Linked DNA regions of Homo sapiens: regions 1, 2 and 4 are each linked to region 3. A link is a loop called in an ENCODE intact Hi-C map of the cell type or tissue named here. Cell type or tissue: PC-3. All regions are shown on one strand.

Region 1 (8,000 bases), 370 kb before region 3:
GTTAGGTTGAGATGGCTTGAGAGCATAACAAATGAGAACATCAAAAGTGTCAGAAGTGCAGATAGAAAGACAACAGAGTTTCTATTTTAATCCAGGAACAGACTGCATTTTATCAGCTACTCTTGGTTTTTACCAAATAGCATAGTTAAAATGCTATATATGTAAAGTGAATTTGCAACACATTACTTATGCAGTTGACCCTATCTCACTTTTTAAGGATTCATGTCCTACTGTATTCCTAGACACCCCAGCCTCAAATATTTGAAGATCAGCAATCCCTTTGGTATCACTTCTGGTTTTTTTTCTAAAGCAAAATTTAAGAAAAATACATTTACTGGTTCTTACTTTAAACACATGGTCCTTAAAACATTTCTATCTGAATCTCTGTCTATCTGCATATCCTGGTATCCATATATCAAAAGTCTGCAATCATGTCCTCTAGACTGGTTACATTTGAGGTGAACTTTGGGTATGTCATTTCAATGCCTTTTCCCCCAAGTACTTTAAATTTTGTAGAATTGAATAATTTTTCTATACACAATAAAGTCATTTCTATAATTTAGTTAATGAGTTCTATGATGTTAGATATTTTGCTTGGCTTACTTTTTTTAGTTACAAATTTTTATGTAGGTAATATCTGCATTTAAATCTTGGCTTTTTTTTTTTATTGTGTAGGGCCAAATTCTCTGAAATAGAATTGCTAAGTCCAAACCAAATATTTGTTTGCACTTGAGGCATATCTTCATGCTGTCTTCCAGAAATGTGCAGCCTCCGAGAATGCCTTCTTCACTGCTGTTCTGTTGGTGTCATTTTAGAGCTGTTGATCTAGACCTCTCTCCTAAAATAATAATGCTGTTGGAATCAAAAGACAAAATATAGAAATTATAGGTCTCTTTCATTTTCTGTTTATACAAAGATGGGTTGATGACATCATTTGGCAATGGAGATCTGGGGAAAAAAAACCAGATAAATAGGTGCAAGCATGATGCTTTTAGATACTCTTCAGTGAGTATCTATAAAAGTTCTTCCCTGAATGGAAATTTGTCTCCAAAATAGGGTTCCTGTGTCTCTTCCTCTATCACGTTGCAACCTTTCCAAGGACTATTTTTGCTTAAACAATATATTCAAACATCGGAGACCATACTGTTAGAATCATAATTATTTAAAATGTACATATACTGGACTAACCAGTTATATATGCACTGTCTTTTTTATGTGTCATAAAACCAAAGTCCCATACATTCATAAAGTAGTGTACCCTATGCTGAAGCCCCTGTATTGTTAAATATACATATTGAAGCCCAAAAGGCTCAAAGAATTGACATCATACTTTAATATCACAGACTAACGTGGCTCTTCATGGAACCGGAGATATCAGTGGATTGAGTAGTTTCCACCACCACAAAACCTCATATGTCTTCATATCTGGACTTGGTGTCTGATACTTAAACCAGCTAAAAATTCTGCAAGATTTAACAAACAGCTTCCAAAGTGTTTTTTTTTTAATCCGTGATGTTTGCTAACTCATTCTAATCACCTTGAAGGTATGTACTTTACTCAGTGGAATCTCAAATGAGGTGCTAGGAGGTGGCTTGTGATCTGAACACTTTAGGAAGAGCTAACTTAATCACGAAAGTTTCTAAGTTTTTCTTTTTCAGCCCAACTTTTCTTTCATCCTGTCTTGTTTAAAAGATTTCACTTTCTTTAGACTGATGAGGATGGTGATTCAAGCCAAGAAAGTGTGGGTGGGAATTCAAAGCCTTGCTTTGTAACTAGAATGCAAATGCTATTCTAACATAATTTGAACCTGATTGAGCTGCCCAAATTTCAACCATCCTGGAGCAAAACACAGGAAATCTGTACCACAGCCAGAAAGATTCCCTGAATTCCAAACGGAAACAGAGCATTTCTCCATTTCTTGGAGTTGTACTGGGCCCAAATGTGTAGCCTAGAAAATAATGGTTAAATGTTGTTTTTGGACCAACTGTTGAGTTAGTTTTAAAGTTTCTACCAGAAAAAAAATAAAGAGAAAATTACCTACACATAAAAAGTTCCAAAATCAAATTGTCTTTTTGGCTTAACATTTTCTTCACATTATTTTACTGAAGTTTGTATTAACTTTTTCTTGAAATGAAATGTTCTATGGCTTTTGTTCCAAAAACTGTGAGTTTCCTTTCATTTACCCTGCTGTCACAGCATCCAAGAAAGAACATGTTACCATGATTGCAGCCCAGAAAGAACTGGTCCCTTAACTTTTGATAAGAACAAGAACAAAATAATAGACATCACTTTCCTATTTCTTCTTGAGTACTGGACACAATTCTGATTTTTTTTTTTTTAACTCAACCTTCATTTTTGGCTTCAATAACTTGAATTTGTAGTATAAAATATACTAGAATGGCTATAATCATAAAAGATAGAACATAATAAGTGTTGATGTGGATGTAGACAAATTGGAACCTTCACACATTGCTAATGGGAAGGACAAATGGTGCAGCCACTTTGGAAAATAGTTTGGCAGTTTCTTACAAAGTTAAAGACAAATGTACCAAGTGCTCCAGCAATTCAACTCCTACGTAGCTACCCTGGAGAAATAAAACATATGACTTGCACATAAATGTTCATAGCAGCATTATTGCTAAGAGCCAAACAAATGGAAACAACCCAAATGACCATCAGTTGACGCATGGATGAACAATATGTGGTATACCTATACAATGAAATACTGTGGAAGTTTGAGTCCAGGCAAAAGACAAACCATGCAGTGGGATTAAATAGGGAGAGTTTAATGTGAAGAATTATGAAGAGTTATAAAAGAGTAACTATAAGACATGCATGCATAGACTCGCCGGGCGTGGTGGCTCACGCCTGTAATCCCAGCACTTTGGGAGGCCGAGGCGGGCGGATCACGAGGTCAGGAGAGCGAGACCATCCTGGCTAACACAGTGAAACCCCACCTCTACTGAAAAATACAAAAAATTAGCAGGGCATGGTGGCGGACGCCTGTAGTCCCAGCTACTCGGGAGGCTGAGGCAGGAGAATGGGATGAACCCGGGAGGTGGAGTGGAGACTGCGCCACTGCACTCCAGCCTGGGCGACAGAGCGAGACTCCGTCTCAAACAAACAAAAAAAAAGAGTGGAGATGTTTGGAGATTTGGCCAGGCCAGAGTTGGTCTTGAGTTGCTGGGCAGACTGTGGGCCACATTCTAGAGTGCAGGTGAGAGGGCAGGTGATCGGCAACCACTGTGTTAGGGAGTCTGTGCATTGGAGTGGACAGAAGGTTCAAAGGGACACAGCCATGTGGGAAGTTTGAAGAAGGACAACAGCTTGATGTGTCAGACTCGGAAGGGAACTCTGGTTTCTCAGCTGAGAAAGCTGGGGAAATAATATTGCCAGGCTTAGGTGTCAGAGTTGCTGAAAGGCTGCAACCTGGGCCTATGGCTGGAAGAGGTGCCACCAGATGTCATAACCGCACTTCCGATCTCGCCCCCTGAGCCGAAAATTGCAGCCTTTCTTTTGCACTATCTCTCCAGCACCCTCTGCTGGGGAAGCTTAACGTGGTGCTCACGTTAAAGGAGCAGAGCTTCAATGGATCCCCTTGTTTATCTGAAAATATATTAAGGGGTGCATGGGGAGCTGATATCAATGTGTTATCAACACATTGATAACAGAAAAATTCTATCCAGCAATTTATAAAAAAGGAAAAAAGTATTGGCACCTCCTACAACATGGATGAAACCAAAGCATGATCCTGAGCAAAAGAAGCCGGTCACATAAAACCACATCCTGTAGGATCCGATTTATGCAAAATGTCCAGAATAAGCAAATGCATGAAGGCAGAGAGGAGACGAGTGTTTGCCAGGGGCTGGAGGGGAAAGAATATGGTGTGAGTAATAAAGGGTGCAGGGTTTCTTTTTGGCGTGATGAAAACACTTCAAAAGTAGATTACGGTGAAGGTTGCACAACTCTGTACATACACTGAAAAAACATTGAAATGTACTCTTCAAAGGGGTAAATTTGATGGTATATAAATTACATCTTGATAAAGCTACTGGACGAATTCACTATGTAAAAGTTTTTATTTTTAAATATTTATTTTTAGTTTTGCAGATTTGAGGGTACAAGTGCAATTTTGTTACATTGATATATTGTGTGGTGGTAAAGTCTGGGCTTTTACTGTAACCATCATCCAAATAGTGTACATTGTACCAAATAGGTAGAATTTCATCCTTTAACCCTTTTCCTACCCTCCCTTTGGAGTCTCCAACGTCTATTATTTCATTTTGTATGTCCGTGTGCACCATTATTTAGCTCCCACTTGTGAGAACGTGCAGCATTTGACTTTTTTGAGTCATTTCACTTGGGAAAATGGCCTCCAATTCCATCCCTGTTGCTGCAAAATATATAATTCCATTCATTTTTATGGCTGAGCAGTATTCCATGGTGTCTGTGTACTACATTTTCTTTATCCAATCATCTGTTAAAGGGCAGGTAGGTTGATTCTGTGACTTTGCTATTGTGAATAGTGCTGCAATAAACATATGAGTGCAGATGTCTTTTTATATAATGATTTATTTTGGGTAGATACCCAGTAGTGGGATTGCTGGGTCAAATGGTAGTTTTATTGTTAGCTCTTTGAGAAATCTCCATACTATTTTCCATACAGGTTGTATTAATTTACATTCCCACCACTAGTGTATAAGTGTTCCCTTTTCTCTGCACCCACACCAACATCTGCTGTTTCTTTACTTTTTAATAATAGCCATTCTGACTGGTGTAAGATGGTATTTCATTGTAGTTTTAATTTGCACTTCTCTGATGATTAGTGATGCTGAGCCTTTTGAAAAAAAAAAAAACTTTTTATGAGACGCCACTGTGTTTGAATTGACCATGTTGTGTTGCTCTTAACCCAAAGAAGAGAGGAGTTGGTAGCATCGAGAAAAATCATTTAGTTAGTGTTCAGAATTTTGTGTCAGCTAGACTTGGATAATTATAATAGTTTTAGAAGTCATGATGACTCTACATTTATTTGCTTGCAATGTGACTAAATTCTAATTTTATTTCTGTTCTTTTTTTTTTTTTTTTTTTTTTTTTGCTGTTACCTCTTTTTAATAGTTAGATATTTATATGGTACAAATCTCCGGACTCAACATATTAATTTCCATTAAGTCATCTTTCCTATTCTGGATCTTTTCTCCCTAGCTTAATAGTACACACTGAAAATAGGAGAAATCTAAATCTGTAACTCGTTTTGAGAGTGTTCCTGAAGTAAAAGGGTTGGCACGTGGAGTGACAACAGTAAAAGGCCAGTCTCCTGCCTTTTATCCATCCTTTTTCACTTAGGTGTGAGCTTAATCTTTCCAACATATCCTATTTACAGGCAGAAGAAAGGCTTTACATTGACTGACAACTGCAAAGGGCCATGTTAGACTAGGAGAAGGGAGGTTCGCTGTAATTAATAAAAACTGACCCACAGGAGTGACTGTTTGGTCCAATTCCATCCTGCAACAAACCCAAATCCAATCAGATGCACATGTTCTGGTGTGTGCAGTCTAAATTTTGCAGCAGTGTGACCTGATATGCAGATAAAGAGGACAGGGACAGATAGACCATGCATCACACCTGCTATATATTATTGGATTCTTATATTTATCAATATTAAACCTCTGTTTTGCCACACAAAATTGAATGTGATGTGTTTCTAATTCCCATAATAGATTTCTTCATTTCCATTTTGCAGGAGTAGCTTATTAAGGCTGGCTAGGCTGCCCGTAACCATGTGAAGTACTTCTGTTTGGTCTTTTAATCACTGCAGACATGGGATGCTGATTTTGTGAATAAAGAGCACAAAATGAATGGGGGTAAGATGTTAATGGGTCAAAAATCCATTTCCCTATTATGAACCAAGGTGAGAGGAGAATTACTAGCATGGCACTTCATTTAGAAGGCCATCTGCTGTGCATTGTGCCTGGGAAAGAAGGATGTTGCTGAAGTCACCAGGTCTGTCCTGGGTCAGAACTCATGTCCAGAGGTCACCTCTTGGAGCACAGTAGACTCATTTTATTTCCACTCTCTCCTCTGCCTCTGCAGCCAGCAAAACATCTTATTCTTTGAAATTCGCCAAGAGAAGGGAGAAAATAAAGAGACTTGGATCCATAGTCATCCTTCCATTTCTAAGCTGAAGAAGAATAGGGAGGGTTTTGTCTATGTCTTGGGCAATTAGATTAGCAACCTTGGAATGTGAGCATGGAATCTTTGTTCAGAGGGCTAAAATTCAGACATAGAGTAAGAAAAACTGAGATTTGAGAAAGACTTGTAGAAAGATTGTCCTGATGCAAAGAAGATGATATGAGAAGATACCTGGAAACTCAGATACACAGGGTGCAAAGCTTATGACTCAAGTAAAAGACAAATACCCTGCTGGCCTGACTAGGCTTTAGAAAAACAGAGGGATGCTCATTATCGATTAAGAACAAACCCAGAGTAGACTGAGAAGGAAGCAGACATATAACTTACCTGTTATTTTAGCACCAGAAAATCAGGACTCATGAAAAGTGGAGAGGTCTTTCCCTTTTCTTTTCTTTCCAAGTCTACCTAAATAGACTATGCAAACGCTGCTCTCTCAGTGCCTCTTGCCCATCCAGTAAACACTTCATGTGGATGTAGTGCTGGGCCCTTTTTGGTTACTGTGACATCTACTCCACATATATATTTGTTATTTAACACAGGCCTTCTAAAGATACAACTTCTTTACCCAGTTGCTTGACTTGGGGTGGAAACATCATGTACAAGACGGACCGTGGAAAAGATATTTTGAAGCAGATGGACCTCTTTAAAAGACTAATTTTAGATAGATTCAGAAAAATGCAAATATGTCATTTCATTTGACCATAGTATTAGCATCATATTTAACATTTCAGTCTGGACCATCTGGGGCTGATTCTTATCTTTAGAAATTTTATGGGAGCTATTTTGGCTCTGCTTGGGAAAGTTTTGGTTGAGTTACTAGCAGTATGAGAATCTAGTCCTGTTGCTGAAATAGAAAGATGATTTTTTTAAATCTCTTTTAGACAAAAGTTGCTTTAGGAAGAAGAATTTGGGAACTTAGAATATATTTAAGAGATGAAGAACATTTCAGCTACCAATTTAAAGCTCAAATAACAATCACTTGTATACGAGTAAGACCTCCTATTTCCTTTGGATTAGAAGACCCTCAATTCTCCCACACGGTTGATGTTGGTGTGCTATTCCTTGCTGCAGACATCTTTGGATGAATTTACTCTGTTTCTGGAGAAAGTTCTGGGTAAGGATTCACGTGATATGGTAAGACAGTGGAGGAAAACAGTCTTTCTCCTCCCTATGTCTGTGTAAACACCTTCCTTTTCAGTCTCAAATGCTCTGTGCAGGCTGCTAAAAGATGTTGTGCGTCATTCATTTTAGAAACACAATTTATTTTAGAATGTGCACAAATGCTGTTATACATCCACATAAGCCTTCTCAGGAAAAAATAACACCCCAAATGTTTCAACCTTAGCATCTTCCTTCTTTAATTTTTTTAAAATGTCCCTTCTTTGTTCTTGCCCATATGAGTACATATTTTTTTTAAATGGTTCAATTATAGTAAAACTTGTAGTACAAACTATTTTGAGGACGGAATTATTTTACTTGATTTGCCCTTGTACAGGACTGAAAATTTTACTCAAATAATTTTGTTAGATCTATCAAATCTAATAATATTCATTTAATACTCCCTAAAAAGATTATTTAACTCAAACATCAGGAAAAAAAACGAATTTGTATTCTGTCTTAAAAACAGAAACCGTTTTAAGGTTATAGTAAGCATTTCAAATTTAATACAAAAGTCTGAGTAATGCTTTCGTGGACGAATATACATTATACATTCCATTTAAAATTATTTTCTTGTCACATAGTAGTGTGTCCATTTTCAATTATTCCATTAATTCAAGGTGCTACTGCTGTCTGTAGAAATTCAAGTTGGC
Region 2 (8,000 bases), 180 kb before region 3:
ATGGCTGACATAAACCCCTTCTTTTTGTCTCTGTCTCTATTTCTCTCTCTCCTTACACACACATACACAAGCGTATCTTTTTCTTTCTCTGCCTTTGCATGTGTGCATAGCTGCATCTTCTCTCTCTGTCTGCTTCTCCCTCACTTTCTCTTGCACTGTTTCCTTGTTATTTTTTTTTACTGTTTTACTCTCCTCAGCAAATCCTTGTAATTCTCATCACAGTTCTTCACTGAAGCTGTCTGCTCTGTATGCTTCACTGTCTCCCTATTTTTTTTTCTCTAATTCCCTTCTACGTGGTTGAATGCCTGGACTCTGAAGGTCTGTCCTGGTCTGCTCTCTCCCAGTAAAGCAGTACACCCTCACAGCATGGCCCCATACAGCCCAGGTTCTCCTGGCCATCCAGGGGTAGTTTGGCCCTCCCTGAGGTCTGCTTCCAGGCCTTGCCTGGGCTAGGCAGACTGAGCCCTTCCCAGCTGGGTTCCAGAACAAAGACTCAAGGTACACCCAAATATGAATTCAGGATCAGCCAGAGCCTTCCAGGATAAAATTCTGGGAAATTTGGGAAAGACAACAGGTAAACCTCACAGGACTAAAACACGTCAATTGGCATGGCTGCTTAGTACAGCACTTCAAAATTCCAGGCTCACTGCAAACTACAGCTCTCCAGGCTTTAAGCTGTGCCTTGATCATTGTCAAGTGCATTTCAATAAATTTTATTTCATTCTTTAAAATACTTGACGATGATGATATAAAAGGAAAGCTGACAGTTCTAAAACATGCATTTTATAAATGTATATGTATAGTGATAAACGGCCTGTCACACAGATGATCCTCATTTCTCTACACATACCCTCTGCAGAATCGATTTAGGTGTAATCTAAACAACTTTGCACTTCTGGTTTTCAAAGGGATATGCAGCAGAAGTAATAGTCAGTCACTAGTGTGACCCTCCCTGATAAAGATCATCCTTCCTACTGTGCCAATGGGTTTTTATTTCAATTCACGGAGACACTGTTGTAAAGAAATACATGAATTAATTTGTCATTAGAATTTATTTCTGGGTGTAAAATGCCTTAGCTCTGCTTCAACAGAAACAAACCCTGAGAACAGACACTAGAATGGTCTGCCTTTTGAAATAGTGCAATTGCCCCTGTGGTGTTATGACCTAAGAAAGGAGAGACATTCTTGGGATCTTTACTTTTGATTCATTGTGTAGCAATGAAATATAGAATAGGAGTCTGTAGAAACCATCTGATGAGGTTACTTCTCAGTTGGAAGCCCCAAACACATTTACAATAACTCAGTGGAGTGAAAGTCTTTCACTCCTCAGTGGATGACTTCATTGTGGCTGGACACTTAGAATTCCAAAAGAAGAAAATAATTGGTATATTTGCTTGCAAGACCACGAGTGAGATACACATATCCCATAACATTCTTCTGTAAACCTCAAATATACATAATAAATTTTTAAAGGCCACTAGGCAGGGACAATAGTTTTTAGCACATGGATACAAGATTTTACCTAAAGACATTTCTTGAAAACAAACTTTATGTGACAAATTGCATAGTAAGGCTATAATTATTTTGGGAGAAAAATACACAACCAGGAAATTGGATAAGTAAAAATAATATATTTATAAATTGGTGTTGGCCTTCATACCCACCCACCCTGCTGGTGAGGGTAAATGAGATGTGAACTCTGCCACAGTCATTAAAGTAATGACTTTTCTTTTTTTGTCAGGGGGGAGGGGGTTGCGGAATTTCACTCCTGTTGCCCAGGCTGGAGTGCAATGGCGTGATCTCGGCTCACTGCAACCTCTGTCTCCTGGGTTCAAGTGATTCTCCTGCCTCAACCTCCCAAGTAGCTGGGATGATAGGCATGTGCAACCATACCCGGCTGATTTTATACTTTTAGTAGAGATGGGGTTTCACTAAGTTGGTCAGGCTGGTCTCGAACTCTTGACTTCAGGTTATCCACCCACCTTGGCCTCCCAAAGTACTGGGATTACAGGCATGAGCCACCACACCCAGCCTTATCTTTCAATAACTGATGATTCCACATGTATTCTAGGTTTGTACATAGTCTATATTTAGCCTGAGTTTGTTCCTATTAGAGAGATAATTATTTCAATTCAAGGTTCAATGAAATGCCCTTGCTGAACTCAAATAATTCAGAAGACCTTTCAATGACTTGAGAGGTCCTCAGTATCAGGTTGTATATTTTGTTCTTTCCAGGAAGAAAATCATATTGTCTATTTGGATCATATTGGACAGCTGAACCCATCAAACGTTACCAGAATGGTGGAGTCCAGGAAGAAAATAGAAGACGACAAGAAAACTACACGTGTAAGTCCATTTCCAAGCAGATATGTGTGTGCAGGAGTAATGTTCTACAATGAAGGGAGAGGAGTAGGAGTGCTAAGTAAACCCAATACTAAACCTTTGCTATATGAGCTTTTATGTGCTGGAATTTCTCAAAGGTCCTTCCTTGACCTCCTGTCTTCTCACTGTATACTCTACCTAAGCAATTTAATTATACCCATGACATCAATAACTCAATTGTCATCTGTATTAGTCAGTGTTCTCCAGAGAAACAGAACCAACTTGAGTATTAGAATACATATATATATACACATATTATATATATACATATTATATATATACACATATTATATATACATATTATATATATACACATATTATATATACATATTATATATATACACATATTATATATATACATATTATATATATTATATATATACATATTATATATACATATTATATATATACATATTATATATACATATTATATATATACATATTATATATACATATTATATATATACATATTATATATACATATTATATATACATATTATATATACATATTATATATACATATTATATATATACATATTATATATACATATTATATATATACATATTATATATATATACACACACACACATCTCTCATTTTATCTGTTTTTCTCCATCTTCACCAACACCACCGTTACGCAAGCTATCATCGTCTCTACTCTGGGTAACTGTGACAGTCTTCTAACTGCTCTTATGCTCTCCAGTGTGAGCTCTCAAGGAATGGCCAAGGTTCTCAGTGTATCTTTAAAAAATCGTGCAAGATAGCCCTTCCTTCCTTTTCTCTCCTGATGCATCATGTGTTATGTCTCTATCCTGCAATGCCCAGAACCCCACCCTCATCCTTTAAGTTCTAACTGCAGTAACATTCTCTCAGTCCCTCAACCATCCATGCACCTTCCACTCAAGAGTGCTACCTGGACAACTGACGTCATCCTCGCCCCAAGCCCCATTCCCATTGGCCTGATTGCCAAACATCAATCCAGCAGAGAAACCTTTTCTGAACCCCAACACCTAGCAGGTCGTCTCACAGAATGTGATGTGTTTTAAAGGCATATTTTTGTGATAGTTTGATTATTACTGGAGTCCCCCACTAGCTTGCAGGCTCACTAAGGACAGGGTCTTTGTTGTTCAGTTTCATTAAAACAGCAAGTACTTAAAAAATATTTAATGAGTTTTAAACATATTTTTATTTGTTTTAATCTCATTTTTAAAAAATTCCATTGCAAGTTCTTACCAGGCAGAGTATCTTTTGATTCTGACATTGTTCATTTACTCTTTTGTCACCATCTCTGTGAATAAAATTGAACATGGATTTGATATAACTGGGCACTTCCTCTGTTTTTATAATTTAAATGAAAAATCCTTTCATTCAAATAAACACAGGCCTTCAATTAACTAATAGTTTTTGCTAACCCCTGCTGCTGCATTTTTCTCAGTAATTCTTAAGTGAGAATCATGGTAACTTCACCAATCCCTTTATGTTAAAAGCAAGGATGTTCTTATGACTAGTAAGAGGTTGGTGCAAAAGTAATTGAGGTCTGAAAGTAATGGCAAAAACCACAATTATTTTTGCACCAGTTTAATAAAAAGCAATTTATTAAATGGCCATAACAATATATGCCAAAATTGTCATTTAAAGATGTAGTGTTATATATTGAAACATAACTTGGATATTTTCCAGATTCAGTTTCAAAAACAACAAAAATAAAATATAACTGTCCCATGAACCCATTTTCATCTTTCCAACTCTTGCCCTCTACAGATTCAATCACATGGCTTAAATATTGACCTCTAAACTAGTCAGCCACTTTATCAGATTCACCTTTACAACTTAGGCAATAACTAGTCTTCAAAATAAATATAAAGAAAAGAAAATAAAAGAAAGTTTCCAATGATGTTCTTAGAGCAACTAAGTCTTCTCATTCTGTCTGCACAGGTCTTTTCTCCAAGTTCAGCAGCATTTGTGTTGTAGAACAGGCACAACTGTTTTGAATTGCCACAACCACTCACTTCCATCGAACTTGGCAGAGTGGAGCATATTCATAGAGAAAAAACATAGGTATCTGGTTCTGATTAGTGGTGCAGTTTTAGAATACATCTGCCATCATATATGCACACACAAGGCATGGGTAAAAGCAGTTGGACACTAAGACACAATAATTATATCTAGGGCTAACTTCTCTACAATGGAAATTCTGTATAACCAAGAGTTCTTCCAAAAATGTACGCAGGCACACACATCAATACACTGTACAAATTCTTCAGATTTAACCTGGATACAATAAAACTTGAAGATGACCGACAGAATTGTGTATTCCTTTGTTATTTAAATATCTGAACATCTAATATTTCTTGGTCAGTTTCAGGTAAAAAGCTACACTAATAATGTGGTTTAAATATGACATAATAATCTGAGAAAAAACTGTGGCATATTTTAATAAAACTTTCTATTGACAATGCTAATCCGTGTAACACTGAAGTGTTCCTCCCCAAAAATTCAGGATCTTTTATTGCTGAAGAGTTAATCATTACAGGGGAAAATCATGACACCCAGTGGCCAAAGACTTTCAATGCTGCATAAATTCTTGTGTCCTCTGTTCTTTATCACACTCATAAATTAATTTATTGATAAACTAAATCATTTATGTATTAAAATATGTATTACTAAAATAGGTAATGTGTTCATGAATGCTTTTGCATTTTTACATGTAGGCATGAAAATTATTTCTGAAATTGGAAAACTGCAGATGCTAATGTGGTTTGTGTGGATATGTGGCATCTGCCTCAACATAACCATATGAATATATTTCTTAAACACATATACTCATTTACAAAGAATCTCCTATTCTGGCCGGGTGCAATGGCTCATGCCTGTAATCCCAGCACTTTGGGAGGCCGAGGCGGGCGGACCACGAGGTCAGGAGATTGAGACCATCCTGGCTAACATGGTGAAACCCTGTCTCTACTAAAAATACAAAAATATTAGCCGGGCGTGGTGGCGGGCGCCTGTAGTCCCAGGTACTCAGGCAGCTGAGGCAGGAGAATGGTGTGAACCTGGGAGGCAGAGCTTGCAGTGAGCCGAGATCGCGCCACTGCACTCCAGCCTGGGCGACAGAGCGAGATGCCGTCTCAAAAAAACTAAAACAAAGAATCTCCGATTCTATACTCATGATTAGAACACATTCTGTGCTAGCCCACTTTTTTTCCTTTTGAAAAAACCCTCAAAGGAAAATAAAATGAATCATTTTACTTGTTGAGCTAATAATGGACATGGATCTTATTTATGTCTACATATTAAGCAGGACATTGCATGATAAGAAGGAGGTCTTTATGACGGGTAAGTTTATTTATACCTGTGCTGCTTCCCTTTCATTGGCCAATTTTACTTATTTCCCTCCTCGATTTAATTACTATTATAAACCTGGGAAGCTATACAGTAGTAGTGGTGAAAGATAAGTTCAGATTCCAACCTTGTCACATAATTAATTTGTAACTTTCAGCAAGTTCTTTCAGCTCCTGAAATTCAAGTATCTTTATGTGAAATGAGATTATTCTTTATTTGAAATAAAAAAAATTCCTACCTACTCCCTTTGTTGTGAAGATTATCTACCCTATGCATATACATTTATATATCCGTAAAGTGGCTAGCACAGGGCTTGAAGGTTTTTGTTTGTTTGTTTGTTTTGACACAAGGTCTCACTCTGCCATCCAGGCTGGAGTGCAGTAGCATGGTCATAGCTCACTGCAGCTTCTACTTCCTGGGCCCAAGCGACATTCCTGCCTTAGCCTGCCAAGAAGCTGGGACCAAAGGTGTGTGCATCCACCCGCAGCTTATAATACTTTTTTTGTAGTGAAGGGGTCTCACTAGGTTGTCCAGGCTGGTCTCAAACTCCTAGCTTCAAGCAGTCCTTCAATATGTTGATAACCGCTTATTTGCAATCCAACCAAAAATGCCTCAGACCTAAATACTATTACAACTCTTTGGACATTGGCTCCTTGTGGTTATAAAGTGTCTCCTTCCAAAGCTCAAATCTTCTCTCAGGAGGTTTGATTCTTGAGACTAACATTCATCCCAGGGCCCAAGGATCTCTCAGACCACCGCAAAAATCTTATGCTAAACGTGGACATTCCATCCACTAAACATCAGTTGTAGTCCTTTCTTCGAATGGTAGGTTTCTGTCACATTTGGGCAACCCGGTTAGGACTTATAGCAAAACCTCTTTATGGGGCACTGCAAGGATCGGGGGGGAGCTCTTAAATTGGAGCCTTGAAATGGACAGTGTTCTAAAAACCCTCAAACGAGCCCGCGCCCTGGCCTTGCCAGATCTTACAAAGCATCTTTACTTGTTCATAGTTGAGAGAAGGGATACAGCCCTTGGAGTCCTCACTCAGCCACTGGGACCCTCCCAGTGGCCAGCTAGTTACTTGTCAAAAAAAAGGCATGGGGATGGCTGCCATGCCTCTGAGTGCTAGTGTGTGTGGCTCTCCTGGCTGTGGAGGCCTCCGAGCTAACTCTGGGCCAAGGAATAACTGTCTACACCCCACATCAAGTAATGAATGTCCTAAACTCAAAGGCCTTTCACTGGATCTCACAGAGCCATATAAGCAAATTTCCAACACTCTTTCTACAGGTACCAGAATTGAGTATTAGGCTCTGCCAACCCTTAATCCTGGCATGCTGTTACCAAACCCAAATGTGGAGGGACCACTTAAACATTCTTGCTTGGAAACCATAGATCTAACCTGTAATGTTAGACCAGACCTCCAGGATACTCCCCTTATAGATTCAGAGGCCACACGGTACACAGATGGCAGTAGCTTTATGATAGGTGGAACCCAACTGTCAGGGTATGCTACTGTTAACCTAACTGAAATCACGGAATCTGGACCTCTGCCCCTTAGCCCAAAAGGCTGAGCTCATTGCTCTTACCTGTGCCTTACAATTAGGGGCAGGCATGAGGCTTAATATTTACACAGACTCAGCCTATGTCTTTCATGCAGTGCATGCCCATGCAGCCATTTGGCAGGAAAGAGGACTTTTAATGGCCTGAAATACTTCAATTAAACGTGTTCCTGAAATCATGGCCCTGTTGGAGGCAGTTATGCTTCCTCCACAGGTCACTATCATTCACTGCAAAGCCCATCAGAGAAGCAATGATGAAATCTCTATCAGGAACACCTGGGATGACAAATAAGTAAAAGTGGCTGCCAGGTCACCCTTTCAAGCTGTCTTCGTTCCTAGCGTAACTTCCCTGTCTCCACACTATACACAGGGGGAAGCCCAAAAAGCTCTAGAAAGAGATTTCTCCCATACCTCAAAGGGTTGGCTAAAAAGTCCTAATGGCAAACTCTTGCTCCCAGGAGCCTCACAAAGGAAGTTTCTAAATAGCGTGCACCAATCGACTCATCTGGGGGCTAAGGCCATCCAAGATCTAATAAAGTCACTGTTCACCAGCACGGGGATAGCCCAAGCTCTATGGGCCATCTCACAGGCATGTCCCACCTGCTGCCAAATAAACCCAGAGGGAGCACACAAACCTCCCCAAATCCTTCAACCCATTCTAAGATGAGGAACCCTACCAGGAGAAGACTGGCAAATATATTTTACACACATGCAT
Region 3 (8,000 bases):
TTTTCTCTCCTGCTGCCATGTGAAGAAGGTACTCAGTTCCCCTTCATCTTCTGCCATAATTGTAAGTTTCCTAAGGGCTTCCCAGTCATGCAGAACTGTGAGTCAATTAAACCTCTTTCCTTTATAAATTACCCAGTCTTGGATATTTCTTTATAGCAGTGTGAAAACAGACTAACACAATACCAAAAACTACAGAATTGTGCAATTTAAATGAGTGAATTAAGTGGCATACACACTCTATCACAATAAAACCATTTGAAGAAAAGAGAGATGGGTACTCCTTTTCTTCCCCCTTATTCCTTCAATTTTTGTAAACTACATAATGTACACTGTTAATCATTTGTTCATTTACTGAGCAAATATCTTACCACTGAATGTCACTGAACTTAAATACAAGTAGGAACAGACATGGTAAGTGGCTATTAAATAACTCTTCCTATGTCATTATCCAGGTGTGGCTTGTTTGTGGTTTTTTTTTTTTTTTTTGGAGATGGAGTCTTGCTCTGTCACCCAGGCTGGGAGTGCAATGGTACAATCTCGGCTCACTGCAACCTCTGCCTCCCAGGTTCAAGAGATTATCCTGCCTCAGCTTCCTGAGTAGCTGGGTTTACAGGTGTCTGCCACCATGCCTGGCTAATTTTTGTATCATTATCCATGTTTTTAAAAGTTATGCATCTCAAGGTTCATTAAATATGAGTGAATAAATGGAAAAGGAATTATGTACATGGATTACATAACTCTGACATTTACATTTGTATTTAGATCTTTATTGAAGAGGGGAAATGTAGTGTACTCTGTTAAATAACTTGTGCCTTTATATTGCAGTTTTATAGCACTTACACATTCCCGATGTATGAAATATTTGGAAATCTACTAAATACTGCTTTGTTCTTGGTTTATGCCACATGTACAAAACTTTCAGTTGTAGTGATCATGGTATCATATTGTCACATTCTCCCAAAAAAATGTTTACTGTGCCATTCTATCTTTGTCTCTTTTCCCCCATTTTCCAGATATATTGGTAAGGAAGCCAGAAGTATGTTGCTTCAGAATATGTATTTTCATTTTTTTCTTCTCTTATGTTAGGAATGTAGACACCAGAAAAAATTCTTAGCTTCCTCAAAGGTTACTGTGACTACATTAGCACTGTTTTTCTCTTAGAGTCTAAGACTTAGGCTAGTGGTTATCTAAATTTAGTTCCCAGGATCAGCAGTAAAAGCATCACCCCAAAGCTTGGATAAAATGCAAATTACAGAACTCCACCCCAGATCAACGGAATCAGAAACTCTGAGTCTGGGCCCCAGCAATCTGTTTCACAAGCCTTTCAAAGGTCATCTAATGGTTTGAGAAACAATGTCTTGGATCACTAGTTTTCAAAGTCATTTTGTGGTAGAACTCACCTGAGAACCTGTTTAAAAATTCAGGCTCATCCTGATTCAATAGGTTGTGCCTGAGCATTAGAAATTTGTGCTTTTAGAAGAGCTCTGGTTGCTTCTAACTTAGGTAACTGGGGCAGGATGAGTGACTGCATGGTCAGTCTCTCTGCTGCATCAGCATTTACAAGAAATCCAACAATGACACAGCATGGGTGAAGGGATAGCTTTCATTGGAGACTGGGGTACATTCAAAAGCCAAGGTCAATGAGAGAAGAGAAACCACTGTTTCTGTCCATCCTCATCCTTCAGAGAGGTGTGCAGAGGACAGCATGGCTGGACACACCATGAGGGTCTAGGCTGGACACCCGGCCACCTGATTGCTCTCCTTTGTGTATAGGACAAGCATGTGGGCAACCTTATCAGTGAAATGACACACAAACTTCTTGGCTGTCTGGTCACCTGGAACTGGTCAGCAGCCATTTATAGCTGCTGGGCACCTAGAGACTCTGGAACCCAAGGGGTTGTTACAGGCCCTCCTGTCATGGGCAGCTGAGTTTGCATGCAGCTCCCTGCTAGAGGGTAGCGGAAGAAGTCCCCTGGTTCCAGGTGGCCCAGGGTCAATGCAATCTAGAGAGGGCAGTCAGAGTCATGTTAAAAACTTAGCTCACTGCACCTCAGCCATATGCAGACCATGCTTTCAGAAGTGTCTTCACAGACTATTACATAATCTCTAATCTTTTGGATTTCTTTGATAGGCTTTTTTTTTTCCATCTGCTGTCCTGGAAAAAAAAAATTATGGAAGGTCCTATTTTAGTCAGTAGGTCTGCTATAAGAAAATACTGTAGCCTGGGTGGCTTGTAAACAAAAGACATTTATTGCTCACAGTTCTGGAGGCTGGAAGTCCAAGATCGAGACTTGGCAGATTCAGTGTTTGGTGAGTACCTACTTCCTGGTTCATTGACAGCACCTTCTTGCTGTGTCCTCACATGGTGGAAGGGGCAAGGGAACTCTCTGGGATCTCTTATATGAGGGCACTAATCCCATTCATGAGGGCCCCACCCTTATACCTAATCAACCCTCAAAGGCCTCACCTCTTGAAACCATCATACTGGGAATAAGGATTTCAACACAGAAATTTTAGAAGACATAAACATTCAGACTATAACAGTGCTTTATTTCTGAGACTCTATTTCCTTTCTAATCCTTAACCCATGCCCCACTTCCCACTTCATGCTACATGGTTCTAGAAGTTCACATTATTAGAGTCTGAAATGAAGCACTCACATATGGCTATTAGTTTGATTTTTTTTTTCCATTTCTGGGTCAATGAAGGCCTTTTTGTGGGTCCATAAAGATATAGTCAAGAAGGTATATGAGGTACACTTCCTTCTTGCATGTTATAAATGAGGGTGGGTTGATCCCTTCCAAAGCCTCTACATGGAAATGATTTAGAAAATGACAGGCGTGGCTGTTGAGTATTTGCCTTTATAAGCCAGAGGGCACTGAATGCAAATTGAAAAAGCATAAATTGATTAAAGTAGAGCTAGTATTTCTAGAGGAATTTTAAAGGTGTTTCCCTACGAGGTCTTCATGCAGTGCAAATAGGTGCTCCAATGTTTGCTCCCAACCAATATTAATTCACAACCAAACAGGAAGCAGTGCAAGCACAAACTTTTGTTGCTTGGCAGGATTTGTCTCCATCTCAACAGTAAGTGGAACCTGGAGTCTTATTTCAAGTTGTTGTATACCTTATAGAATCTGTTGCATATCTAGAAAATATTGATACAAGTGTCTGAATATTCATTTGGCAAGCTATTGAGTTTTATTATAGAGTGTGGGCTTCATTATCCTCAACATTTTGTTGTATTTGTAAAGCTAGATTTTATAGAATGCTCTTTAAATTATTATAGAGAGAGGTACCTGAAAAGATGAACCTTCTCAATAATGGGGGGCAAGATTCTAATGCTCAGAAGAGTCAAACCAAGTCACAAGTACCCTTAAAAGACTGAGTTTTAAATGAGGTTCAGGAGGCATGCTATACATTAAATTCATCGAGTCTGTATCTTGAAATAAATTGCAGAAGAGGATTGGGAGGGTAAGTTAAACACTTTAAAAGTGGCCTCGACACATGAAGTATTTTTGTGATGTATGTTGAGTGAGGAAAGAACAAGCTACCCAGCACAAAGGCTTGGGTGCTCAGAATGAAGGCTGGAGTCAGGAAAGAAGAAGCCACCCAGCACAAAGGCTTGGGTGCTCAGAATGAAGGCTGGAGGGCATAGAGGAAGCCTTGTGTTGACACAGTTGTAAAAAGGCAACAGAGCACTAGCACCAGGCCATTAGATGCCTGCTTCTCAGGCTGCTTTTTGTTGAAAGTGCACATTACACACCCTTGCATGGATCCAGTGAATTAAGACATTGAGAAACAATTGAAAAGAGTCAATAAAATGAAGGCTTTCCCTGAGTTTATGGAATCTCTCAACTCTTAAGAACTCATTCTCCCTACTTTAATTGAACAGGAAAAGTCATTTTTGAATACGAATGTCAACAGAGGAGACAGAAAGTAACAAGCATTATTTTTCTGTTTGAAGTGAATAGTCTATTTGGCAACAATATTTCCACCTTGGTTCTTCCAAGAGGACAGGGGCCAAGGTATCAGGCATAGAGTTAAGCTCCTAAATCCTGTGAGGTGCTACAAAGTGAACCATTTGCCAAGGAATTTCCTCTTATCTAACTCAAGAAAAGCCCCAGTGCCTGTCCAAAGAGAAGGACTGGGGTGCTTCTGACACACCCACAGGGTGACCAAGTATGTGTGGTCAGGTATCACTCAAGGGTCTTTACCTAGAAAGGAAGAATTTAGCTGCATTCAGGATGATTCAGGATTTTTTGGTTTGGTGAAAATTAATAATAATGATAAATATATAAACTCCAGAAATCTAAGATATTATTTCACTAACTGAATACCTTTAAAAAATACTAAAAATAACAATCTAATGTTCAATAGTAAAAGTTAAATATCCATATTTGAATAAAGGACAAGAACAGTTGTTAATAGATATTACCACAAACAAAAAAGTTCATTTTTATACTATAGAAAATGTATGTTTAAACATTAGGTCAAGAAGGCTAGTATTGAATTTTTAACAGGGCAGTTCATAGATTGGTCTTTTTTATTGTCGGACAGTGCCACCTGCAGGAACAACTCAGGTTCTTCACTTCAGAGTGAAGGTTTTCAGCAATCTAATTTTCTTGTGTTCAGTTTGGTTATTTTTTAAGGTAATAGGCAGGTGAGAAGTCTGTTAGGCTATTTCATGTTGAAATCATATTACATTTGCAACACTTATTCAGGTGACACGTAATGTGCAAAAATAAATCTTTAGTTTCTTCTTAAGAAAATACTAAACCACATTATTAAAAATTCCTCCAAGGAAACTGTGACATTAGTGCAAAACTTACAATTATATGTATATACAAAACTTACAATGATATGTATATATAACACTTATATGTATATATAATCCATTTTACCTGGTTTTGGGTCTCATAAGAATAATAAATAATTTCTATTTCAGGAACTCTACAATGAATATGTAGACCGATTTATTGATTCATTTGTTTCTATTTTATTGTTAAATTGATTTAATCTTATCACAAATGAACATACCATTTTTACCCTCTTAACCATCTTTAAGTATACAGTTCAGGCCAGATGTGGTGGCTCACGCCTGTAATCCCAGCCTTTGGGAGGTGGAGGCGGGCAGATCACAAGGTCAGGAAATTGAGACCATCCTGGCCAACACTGTGAAACCCCGCCTCTACCAAAAATACAAAAAATTAGCGAGACTCTGTCTCAAAAAAAAAAAGTATACAGTTCAGTATTTAGCATATTCATATTGTTGTAAATCCAATTTCTACAACTTTTTCATCTTGCAAAAATGAAACTGTGTACCCGTTAAACAATTCCAAATTTCCCCTGCCCCACACCCTAGTAGCCCCCTAGGGTGCCACTTTCTGTTTCTAGGAGTTTGCCCACTCGAGATACCACATATAAATAAAATTATACAGTGTATGCCTTTTAAAAAATTGACAATATAAACTTTGAAAATCACTCAAGGTATTTATTCTTGCAGATACTGAAATGGATCCTGGAGGAAGGTATTTATTATGGATCAACACATGTGAAAAGGAGGAGATGGAAATAGGATGAGGTACAGGGAAAAGATGAGCTGCAATGCAGCCTTGAACCACAGGAGCTAGGGAGCAAATGTCTGTTAGTGTTGTCCTATGCTGGATTCAAATGACTGGGCTTTACATCCCTACATGATGCCTTCTTTGGAAGTGGGTCACCCAGGGAAACACGTGTCTCTCTGCAGCCAAAGGAACCCGAAAGGATCTGCCGCCTAACCATATACCTGCGGCTGGCCAGCAAGACCATCTTTTTTTGTGACGGAGTCTTGCTCTGTCACCCAGGCTGGAGTGCAGTGGTGCGATCTCGGCTAACTGCAACCTCTGCCTCCCAGGTTCAAGCGATTCTCCTGCCTCAGCCTCCTATGTAGCTGGGATTACAGGCATGCACCACCACGCCTGGTTAATTTTTGTATTTTTAGAAGAGACGGGGTTTCACCATGTTGGTCAGGCTAGTCTCAAACTCCTAACCTCGTGATCCACCTGCCTGGGCCTCCCAAAGTGCTGGGATTACAGGCGTAAGCCACAGCGTCCGGCCTAGACCATCCTTGAAGGATGATCTGGGTGGCATGTCATGAGTCCGCCACACTCCATCCGAGGCACCCATCTCTGTTTGGGGAACACTTCTCTTCAGGATCCCAGCAGGCTTCTCCTTCTAGGGGAAAGCTCAGTACAAACAGGTTAAGAGAAAAACCTGAAGCCCCAGTGCAACATCTCATCTCAGGATCACAACAGACATTCATCTCCTGTCTCCTCTCAAAATGCTTCTAGATCCCATACCCTTGGCTACCATTTCTGCTGGTCGTGACTTGAAGCAACAGAAGTCCTCACTCCTGGGGGTCACTGAGCTCAGGCACTATGTTCTTTGAAATCCAGGGTCGTTGTCCCTGTTCATTTTGGTCACAGTAAATCCTGAGGTGACACCCTTCTTCCTCCCTGCTCCATTGTGTAACAGCATCATGATCTCTTCTAATAATGAAGGTCAAGATGGCAACACTTCTACTTGCGTATTGGAAACAATGAGCCTGAAGTGCCCAAGCAGCCTCTGTTGCTTATAAAATTAACAGGGTTCTTTCCTATCCCCTGGCAAATATATGCTGCCTTTGGGGGACTAGTAGTACCTCTAATTCTGCAGAACTAAGAGTTGCAAGGACAGGAAGCACAAGGTCCCTCAGTGGGTCACTGGGAACAATGGTGAGTGGGGACCTTTCTACTTTTATCTCTTCGCTTCATGACCCATGTAATCTTCTCACTGGAGACGTGGTGCCATATTCAATCTTTGAATGTATAGACCACACACTGAAGGAGAGCATCCTACCTTCACAGGCAGCCTGACAACTGTCTAGTCAGTCATTCATTTATCTTGTCCTTTGACACTTGTGTATTGTCCAGTCTTTATCTGATACGTAGCCAGTGTTTAGCTTCTTATTCCTGAGCTCGCCTGCTCTCAGATTCCTGCCCTGATATTGTTTTCCATTTTTGCTCACAGAGTCAGGGTCACTGTGTGAAGTTGTGCAATTGTGCACTGCCCAATACCAGGGGTGTGCTTTGTGCAGGATTCCTCTGTATGAACAGTTCCTCTAGGAGTGACGCCATTCTTACTGGTTGCAGTATGATGACGCCATCCCCAGTGAACAATATTTCTAAGTCAATAACAGTAGTTCAGAGATGCCTTTTCATATTGAGAAGCTGGTGTTTGGAGAGAGACAAATGAATCTTATTAGTGATTTTTATCAGGACAAATCATTATCTAATATTTGGCTACTGGAAATGCAACACAACTTATATATTATATTTGCATATAACTAAAGAAACTCTATCACCTTTCATTATCACTACCCCTATTGCCATCAATAAAGAAATCAATATGCCACTAGTGTAAAACAGAGATTTTTTCTGAGGGTACATTCTGTGGGAGTGATAAGCATGTATTCTAACAGAAAAGATGGAAAGCTGCCTCTTTTAAGTTTTATAGTTTTCATTTCCTATGCTTTTTATCTCTGATGGTCTGTAAACGTCATAAAACCTTTTAAGAAATTTGAAATATCAAGGTGTGTTCCCTGAGAAAGATGTAATTATGGATGTGCACATATAGTTTCCGAGTGTTTACAGCCTCCCTAATGTCTATCCATAGGTTCTGGGAGATTCCATGGGTCCTGGAATTTGGTAGCCAGGGTGATATATAACAGACACCGAATTTGGAGTCAGAAGGCTTGGTGATAATCTTGTTCTACAATTTACTAACTGCATGACCTTCTGCAAGGCAATTCTGTGTACCATTGCCAGTTGTAGTGTGACTATAATTATTTTTATAATGATATCTTACACAGTGTTTTTGAGCATCAGATGGGAAGACAAACTGGAAAACCTCTGGCCAAAGCTGGATACATTTTTTTTTAAGTGGGATTAATAAACATGTTGTTCACCTGGTACTTATCAGTA
Region 4 (8,000 bases), 240 kb before region 3:
ACTTGAGTGCTGACAGATTCCTTCATATTTGAATATCTTCCAAGCCCCAAACAATCTCCACTCTGCACCACCTCACAGCATATGTGCTTATCCCACATTTTTCAAAGACAGAATTATTTTAAGACACTGATTTGCCGTCACCGCATCCCTTTTATTTATCTCCTCACCTGTGCATTTTCTTTGCCTTTGTTTCTTGAATTAAAATGTAAAAGGCAACCAACTACCAACTGAGTAGATGATGTGAAGGAGGAAGTGTCAGAAATGTTAGGTTACTCCTGAATTAGAGTAATTCCTTAAGAGATGCTGTGATAAGCAGAATCTGGAAAGTCCAACCCCACAATTCCTTGCCCTGATGTTCGGAAATATGAATATAAGATTTCACACCGTACTTATTTCCTCCTGTGATGGTGAATATTGAGTGTCAACTTGATTGGACTGAAGGATGCAAAGTATTGTTCCTGGGTGTGTCTGTGAGGATGTTGCGAAAGGAGATTAACATTTGAGTCGGTGGACTGGGAAAGGCAGATCCACCCTCAATCTGGGTGGGCACCAACTAATCAGCTGCCAGCACGGCCAGAATAAAAGCAGGCAGAAGAACGTGGAAATACTAGACTGGTTTAGTCTTCTGGCCTACATCTTTCTCCTGTGTGGGATGCTTCCTGCCCTTGAACATCAGACTCCAAGTTCTTCAGCTTTGGGACCCGGACTGGCTTCCTTGATCCTCAGCTTGCAGACGGCCTACTGAGGGGCCTCACCTTGTGATCTGTGAGTCAATACTCCTTAATAAATTCCCCTTTATATATACATCTATCCTATTAGTTCTGCCCCTCTAAAGAACCCTGACTAATACACTTTCCAGGGCAAAAGGGTTAATCTGAAGATGTAAATAAGGTTACCATTCATTTGATTTTGAGTTAGTAAAAAGGAAGATTATCCTAGTGGGTCTAAACCTGTTGCACGAGACCTTTAAAAACACGATGTTTTCTCTGGCTGATAAGAGAAGGGGAAGTCAGAAATATTAGAAGCAGGAGAAGGAGTCCATGCATCCTTGATGGCTTTGGAGATAGAGAGGTGGTAAGCAAGGACAAATGAGAGATCTGAGACTGGCCCCTGGTCAAACAGCAATAAAACAAAGACCTCCACCCTACAATTGCAAGAAACTAAAATCTTCCAACCACAGATTCTTCTCCAGAGTCCTGAAAAGAGCCTGGTTGTCTGTCATCCTGACTTTGGCCACATGAGACCTTAAGCAGAGAATTCAGCAATGTCTTACTGGATTTCTGTCCTACAGAAGTGTTTTAAGTCTTCACGTGTATGCTAATTTGTTACACAGAAATAGAAAAGTAATACTGATGCCTTCTACGACAACTTAGGATCTGCTATTTTGAGATTATTTGGGGCTATAAATGTCCATTTAGGGACTGATTCACTATACTTTCTCTCAGGGTAGCAAGTCAAACTGCTTCTGCCCGCTAAATACTTTTGAAATCCACCCCTCTCCTATTTTCAGCCTAGTGACTTTCATTTGAACTTCTGTTTAAGAGTCCTCATCTCCTTCTCCTGATCTCCAACCTCCCCACCCTTCCACATATTCTTTGAGCTCTTTCTTCCACTGTACGGCTAGATTCATCCCCCAAAAACACAGCTGAGACCATGTTATTCTGCTAACCAAAAGCTACAAATGACTCACCAGTATCTACTTCATGAAGTAAAAACCTTCCTGTTGGAATTCAAGTTCTCTAAGGCTTTCTCCAGTCTCTCCCTCTAGCGTTACTTCCCTTCTCTTGACATCACACACTGTTTTTTCCGTCAAACTGATTGCATTTGCCCTTTTTACAGCATGTTCTCACCTGTGCCTCTGCACGGGTATGTTTCTGGTATACATGCCAAGATGTGAGTCAATCTTCACAGCTTAGTTAGATGTTACCGACCATCTGAGGCCCTCTTGCACGGTATGAGTGTCTTTTTCTACTTTAAATTTCAATGGTGCAAGGATATGGCCCTTGGAAGTCTGTGTCTCCTGATTGAGCTAGTAAAACACATCTTTTGTAGCCCTTATGAGCTTCTACAAGATTACATCTGATTTATATTCATCATTGTATTCCTTAAAGCACTTGTTTCAATGTTTTATGCTTTGTGGATTTCCAAAAATGATGAATTTGTTCAAGCAGTAAAGAATAGCTAATGATACATATGTTCCTCAAAATACATAAACCATGTACATTTAAGTAAAAACATGCTAGATAACAAAAAAACGCACAAGATGATCTGAGTTGTTGTTGTTATGGTTGTTGTTTGTTCATTTGCTCATTTTTAGAAGAAAGGAGAAAAGAATAAAGGAAGATTGGACCCATGTGGTATAGAAATATCAAATACTAAATATGGATACTTCCTGTTAGTGGGAAGACACAAAATATAAAATACAGTCCACCCTTGAACAACACAAGTTTGAACTTCACAGGTCCACTCATACATGGATTTTCTTCTGCCTCTGCTACCCCTGAGACAGCAAGACCAAGCCCTGCTCTTCCTCCTCCTCCTCAGCCTCAACAGGAAGATGATGAGGATGAAGACCTTTCTGATGATCCACTTCCACTGAATGAATAGTAAATACATGTTCTCTTCCTTATAATTTTCTTAATGATATTTTTTCTCTACCTTATTTTATTGAAAAAATAAGTATATAATACATATAACATACAAAACATTGACTATGGTATTCATAAGGCTTCAAGTTAACAACAGGCTATTAGTAGTTAATTCTTTGGGGAGTCAAAAGTTACATGCAGATTTTTGACTATGTGGAGAGTTGGTACCTCTAATTCTCATGTTGTTCAAGGGTTAACTGTATCTTATTTTTATGTTGCACATATTTCATAATTAAGTCTTTCTTCTTATTTTACATATTAAGCCTATTTCTTTTAGCAATCCTAAGACTAATTTAATGACCTCTAAGTCAAAATGACTGGCTGACATTTTCTCTGCTGTTATTCTCAAACTTCCAAAAATGTGTTGTTCATTGCCACAGGCATCCTTTGCTCTTTAATTTCCAATCCAGTTTAGGCAAACAGTAGGGGTCAGATGTGAAACAAAGTTGATGAACATAGAGTGAATTCAAACTCCAAACTGTAAGAATCTTTGTTTGGAAAGGGCTTTCTTTGCTTCTGCTTAAAAAGAGATATTATATAATTCCATGGTCTTGAATTTATTAGGCAGGATCTAACCTTCCGTGTAGATAATTACAGAAGACAGTAAAAACAATTGGCATTTAAAATAAAACTGTTGAGGCCAGGCATTGGTGGCTCACACCAGTAATCCCAGCACTTTGGGAGGCCGAGGCAGGCGGATCACCTGAGGTCAGGAGTTCGAGATCAGTCTGGCCAAGGTGGTGAAACCCCATCTCCACTAAAAATACAAAAACTAGTCGGGCGTGGTGGCACGTGCCTGTAATCCCAGCTACTTGAGAGGTCGAGGCAGGAGAATCGCTTGAACCCGGGAGGTGCAGGTTGCAGTGAGCCGAGATTGTGTCACTGTACTTCAGCCTGGGCAACAGAGCGAGACCCGTCTCAAAAAGAAAATAATAAATAAATAAATAAATAAATAAATAAATAAATAAATAAATAAAATAAAACTTGAAAAAGTAGTTGTTTGAGATGTGGTTTCACATTCATAAAATCAAAATATTTTTCTTAATGTCTATAAAAATATTTACTCTGTCCTTTCAGAAGCATTTTATATCTTTTATTTTTAAACTTATTTTCAACAAAATAAAGTCATAATATAAGTAACTAGTAAAAATGGTATGTAAAAATGGAAAAATTTCATAGGAATGGGCTAATTATACTTTATTATTTGTGAATAAAATTATAAAAATGACATGTATTTTATTGAATGTTTAAACTGTTTCCTTGTATTATAATATAGTAGAGTGGGAGGATACCAAATACTATAATAGAAGAAACATTACTAATCATTTATCCAATCTCTTCATTTTACAGAAGAATAAACAAAATTCAGTGAAATATGGGGTTATTGTGCAAATTGTGTTCTCTGCATCTTAGATTTGAATCACCAAACTCTGTTACATATATGCAAATATGCTGATGGAATCACAACACATTTAAGTTAAATGATTTACAATTATTCAAATTAAATAATTATTTTAATTCTTTAAACAATTATTTATTGTCTGGTTTAATATTGTAGATTAAAAAAATAAACCTTTCCTCCCTTCCAGATGCCCATTTAAAAAATTAAATAAATAGAAAGGAACTGTCATGGTAAGGAAATGTAGAAGGTCAACTCTCAACAACAGATTTTAATAAGTTTCTGGAAGGGATATTAATGTAAGAAACTGAACAATGCAAACCACCTTCCAGGATGTGTGTCCATTATCCAGTCATCACTCAGACTAACACCACGAGAGAAAGAAGGACAGTGGGTGGGTGAAAGGAGCTGGGTGATTATTAGATTTCCAGTTTAGCTTCTCTACCTGCCTTGTTCATGCCTGCAAAGAAAACAAAATAAAACAAAGAGACAAAAACAGAGGGCTTTTCTCCCTAAAAGCCATACAACAATCTAGAGAAAACTGGTAAGCGGACAAGTTTTGTTGTCCCAAAATAAAGGATACCTTTAATCCAACATTTGGGAAATACGAAGTGACCTAAACAGTGGCATGATAACTGAAGGAGACTAGAAAGCCACCAGGGGGACTTTAACTCTGATAAGGCTCTCTTTCTGGGCATGCTGCATTAGAACCATGGAGGATGTACTCTGAAGCATGAAGCTTTGTAGGTCTCTGTAGCTATGGTGGTATGAATGGCAGAGCTGATGGTCGGCACAGTGTTTGAAGCCTGCAGGACGCTCAGGGGCCCGTGAAAATGCGTGGATTTATTTAAAATCAGAAGAAAAAACCCACAACTTTAGAGTCAATAAAATGTTCTAATTGTTTTTTTCACATCAGTAAATACGACATTTTTAGGATGAATGAAATACATGATGGTGGGAGGCACTCAGCAGGGCAAGGGGCCGGGGTCCCAGCTAAGTCAGGCCATGCTCTGAGGAACGGTGCTCTTTTCCTTCTGCTTTTCCACATTTCAGAATCAAGTCATAGAAAAAGATTTAATGATATTTCCAGAAACAAATTTAAGTTTCATAAACAATGCAATATATATGATACATAATTATATAATACATATCTATATAATAGATAATAGATATATTATCTGTTACAATCATATATTATATATTGTATATTATCTATTACACAATTGTATATTATATATTAAAACTGACTATATGTTATATAATAAAATACATAACATATATGATTACATATGTTTATATATAATTATTGTAATGCATAGCTATGGTATGATTATATAATAATTGATATCATGAATATATTATATAGGATTATTATATATTATATTAATATGGATTATATTATTTATATGTGTGACAGATTATATATAATATTTACATATATATTCATTATATATAATTATGAAATATGATAGATAATATTTATCATATATTCAAGGGAGAAAAGATCAAAGGGAAAAAGTGATGTGAGGAAGGAAGCATATAATATTTATCATACATTATATTACATCTGATATATTATGTTATATATCATAATTATATATAATGAAATGCATAATATATACTATAATGTAACATAATTATATATCATATAATATATATTTATCATGTTATATATGATTATATATTGTATATTATATTGTTCTATAATATATAATATACAAATTATATACTGTATATTATATAATCATATAATGTATATAATATATGACATATATAATATACACAATATATATCATATATAAAATATGACAAATATTGTTATACTATCTATGAAGCAATATATATTACAATATATATCATGTATAATATTATATATTATATTATATCATAATCACATGTAATTAATATATATAATTAATATTTTATATTATATATTAATTATAATATATAAGCATATAATGTATACAATATAATTATATATATAAAATATATAATACTATAATTCTATTAAATATGTTAATGTAATGAACACATTCAATATAAATATATATATGGTGAAGAGGTTGAAGGTGAGATAAGATCTGGCAAAATCATAAGGGTGCTAAAATTCACCTTAGTGGACAATCAAAAAATTTTTCAAATGTAAACATATATTATTTTGAGTTCAAAAGTTAATCAGTAAAGCTTAATAAGTACCTTTAGAATACTGCAATAGACAAAACAATCCCCCTCTAAATATGTCCTTGTTCGAATCCCCCCAACATTGTGACTATATTAGCTTACATGGCAAAAGGGACTTTGAAGGTGTCTTAAGTCAAGGATTTTGAGGTGGAACTATCATCCCATGGGTCCCTATGAGAGAGAGAGGAGGTTTAGGGGGAAAAAGTGACATAAGGAAGGAAGCTTAGTTTGCAGTGGTGCATTTTGAAGGTAGAGGAAGGGGCCAGGAACAAAGGAATGCAGTTGTCATCTAGAAGCTGAAAAAGGGACGGAAAGAGACTTTCCTTTAGAACCTTCAGAAGGAATGCAGCTTTGACAACTGCATTTAGCCCAGTGAGATTCATTCCAAACTTCAGAACAGTAGAACAATAAGATAATACATTTGTGTTGATTTAAGCCACTAAGTATATGGTTATTTGTTATAGCAGGAATGGAAAACTAATAAAAATATATGCATGAATTAATGAATGGCTGAATAAATGAATGTGTGGATGCATACATAGAGCTGATTATGAAGGGTGTGTCCATAAACAAGGACTAGTACCACCAAGTTGCCAGGTTTCTGTAATGATGTGTTTTATACATCTATTGTTTTGTTCAATTGATAACTTGCTTCTTGCCCTCTTTTTCTGCATGTTAATGTACTTTAATCATCACCGTGTATAAGTGTACCTCACCTTATTATGCTTTGCTTTACTGTGCTTCACAGACACTGCCTTTTATCTATATTGAAGGATTGTGGCAACCCTGCATCCAGCAAGTCTATAGGTACCATTTTTCCAACAGCATGGGCTCACTTTGTGTCTCTGTGTCATATTTAGGTAATTCCTGCAATATTTCAAACTTTTTCATTATTATTCTATCTACTATGGTGATCTGTGATAAATGATCTTTTATGTTACTATTATAATTGTTTTGGGGCACCATGAACCATGTTCATATATGATGGCAAACTTAATCAATAAATGTTGTGTGTGTTCTGACTGATCCACCTACCAGCTGTTACCCTATCTCTCTTTCTCCTCAGTCTTCCCTATTCCCTGAGACACAACAATGTTGAAGCCAGGCCAGTTAATAACCCTGTAATGGCCTCTGAGTGTTCAAGTGAAAAAGAAGAGTCTCATGTTTCTCACTTTAAAAAAAAAGCTAGACATGATTAAGCTTAGTGACTAAGGCACATTGAAAGCCAAGATAGGCCAAAAGCTAGGCCTCTTGAGAAACACAGTTATCCAAGTTGTTAATGCAAATAAAAAGTTATTGAAGGAATTTAAAAGTGTGACTCCAGTGAACACATGAATGATAAGAAAGTGAAACAGCCTTATTGCTGAAATGAAAATAGTTCAAGAGGTAAGGATAGAAGATCAAACCCATACAACATTCCCTTAAACCAAGCCTAGTCCAGGGCAAAGTTCTAATTTTCTCCAATTCCATGAAGGCTGAGAGAGGTGAGGAAACTGCAGAAGAAAAGTTTGAAGCTAGAATATGTGGGTTCATGAGGTTTAAAAAAAGAAGCTGTCTCTACAACATAAACGTGCAAAGTGCAGCAGCAGGTGCTGATGAGAAGCTGCAGCACATTAGCCAGAAGACCTAGCTAAAATCACTCATGAAGGTGGCTACACTAAACAAAAGATTTTCAGTGTAGGAGAAACAGCCTTCTATTGGAAGAAGATGCACCTAGGACTTTTGCAGCTACAGAGAAGTCAATGTGTGGCTTCAAAGTTTCAAAGGACAGG

The links. Peaks named below come from ENCODE experiments on the same cell type or tissue, not always from the same donor. Only the 100,000 strongest peaks of a DNase experiment are listed, where the experiment ranks them.
Region 1: it touches region 3 in a loop (6-fold over the local background); 12 of 110 quality-filtered maps call a loop at or near these places.
Region 2: a loop joins it to region 3, with 10 times the contacts of the local background. A loop is called at or near these places in 3 of 110 quality-filtered maps.
Region 4: a loop joins it to region 3, with 21 times the contacts of the local background. A loop is called at or near these places in 2 of 110 quality-filtered maps.

Annotation. Positions count from the first base shown.
Region 1 is chrX:8,360,455-8,368,454 of GRCh38, reverse strand. All of the region lies in intron 2 of LOC107985675 (a long non-coding RNA gene), which reads right to left. Among named protein-coding and RNA genes, the nearest start is that of VCX3B, 100 kb to the left of the region's middle. In PC-3, CTCF peaks have their summits at 3,333 and 3,534 (motif pointing left); no DNase peak of the experiment used is centred here.
Region 2 is chrX:8,176,784-8,184,783 of GRCh38, reverse strand. The region is part of intron 1 of LOC107985675 (a long non-coding RNA gene); the gene reads right to left. It overlaps LOC107985676 (a long non-coding RNA gene), which reads right to left. Exons shown (of 3, transcript XR_001755791.3): 3 at 3,546-3,671. Among named protein-coding and RNA genes, the nearest start is that of VCX2, 9.5 kb to the right of the region's middle. In PC-3, a CTCF peak has its summit at 4,912; no DNase peak of the experiment used is centred here.
Region 3 is chrX:7,993,176-8,001,175 of GRCh38, reverse strand. The region is part of intron 1 of LOC107985675 (a long non-coding RNA gene); the gene reads right to left. Among named protein-coding and RNA genes, the nearest start is that of PNPLA4, 70 kb to the right of the region's middle. In PC-3, a CTCF peak has its summit at 4,560 (motif pointing left); no DNase peak of the experiment used is centred here.
Region 4 is chrX:8,234,641-8,242,640 of GRCh38, reverse strand. All of the region lies in intron 2 of LOC107985675 (a long non-coding RNA gene), which reads right to left. Among named protein-coding and RNA genes, the nearest start is that of VCX2, 67 kb to the right of the region's middle. In PC-3, a CTCF peak has its summit at 4,684; no DNase peak of the experiment used is centred here.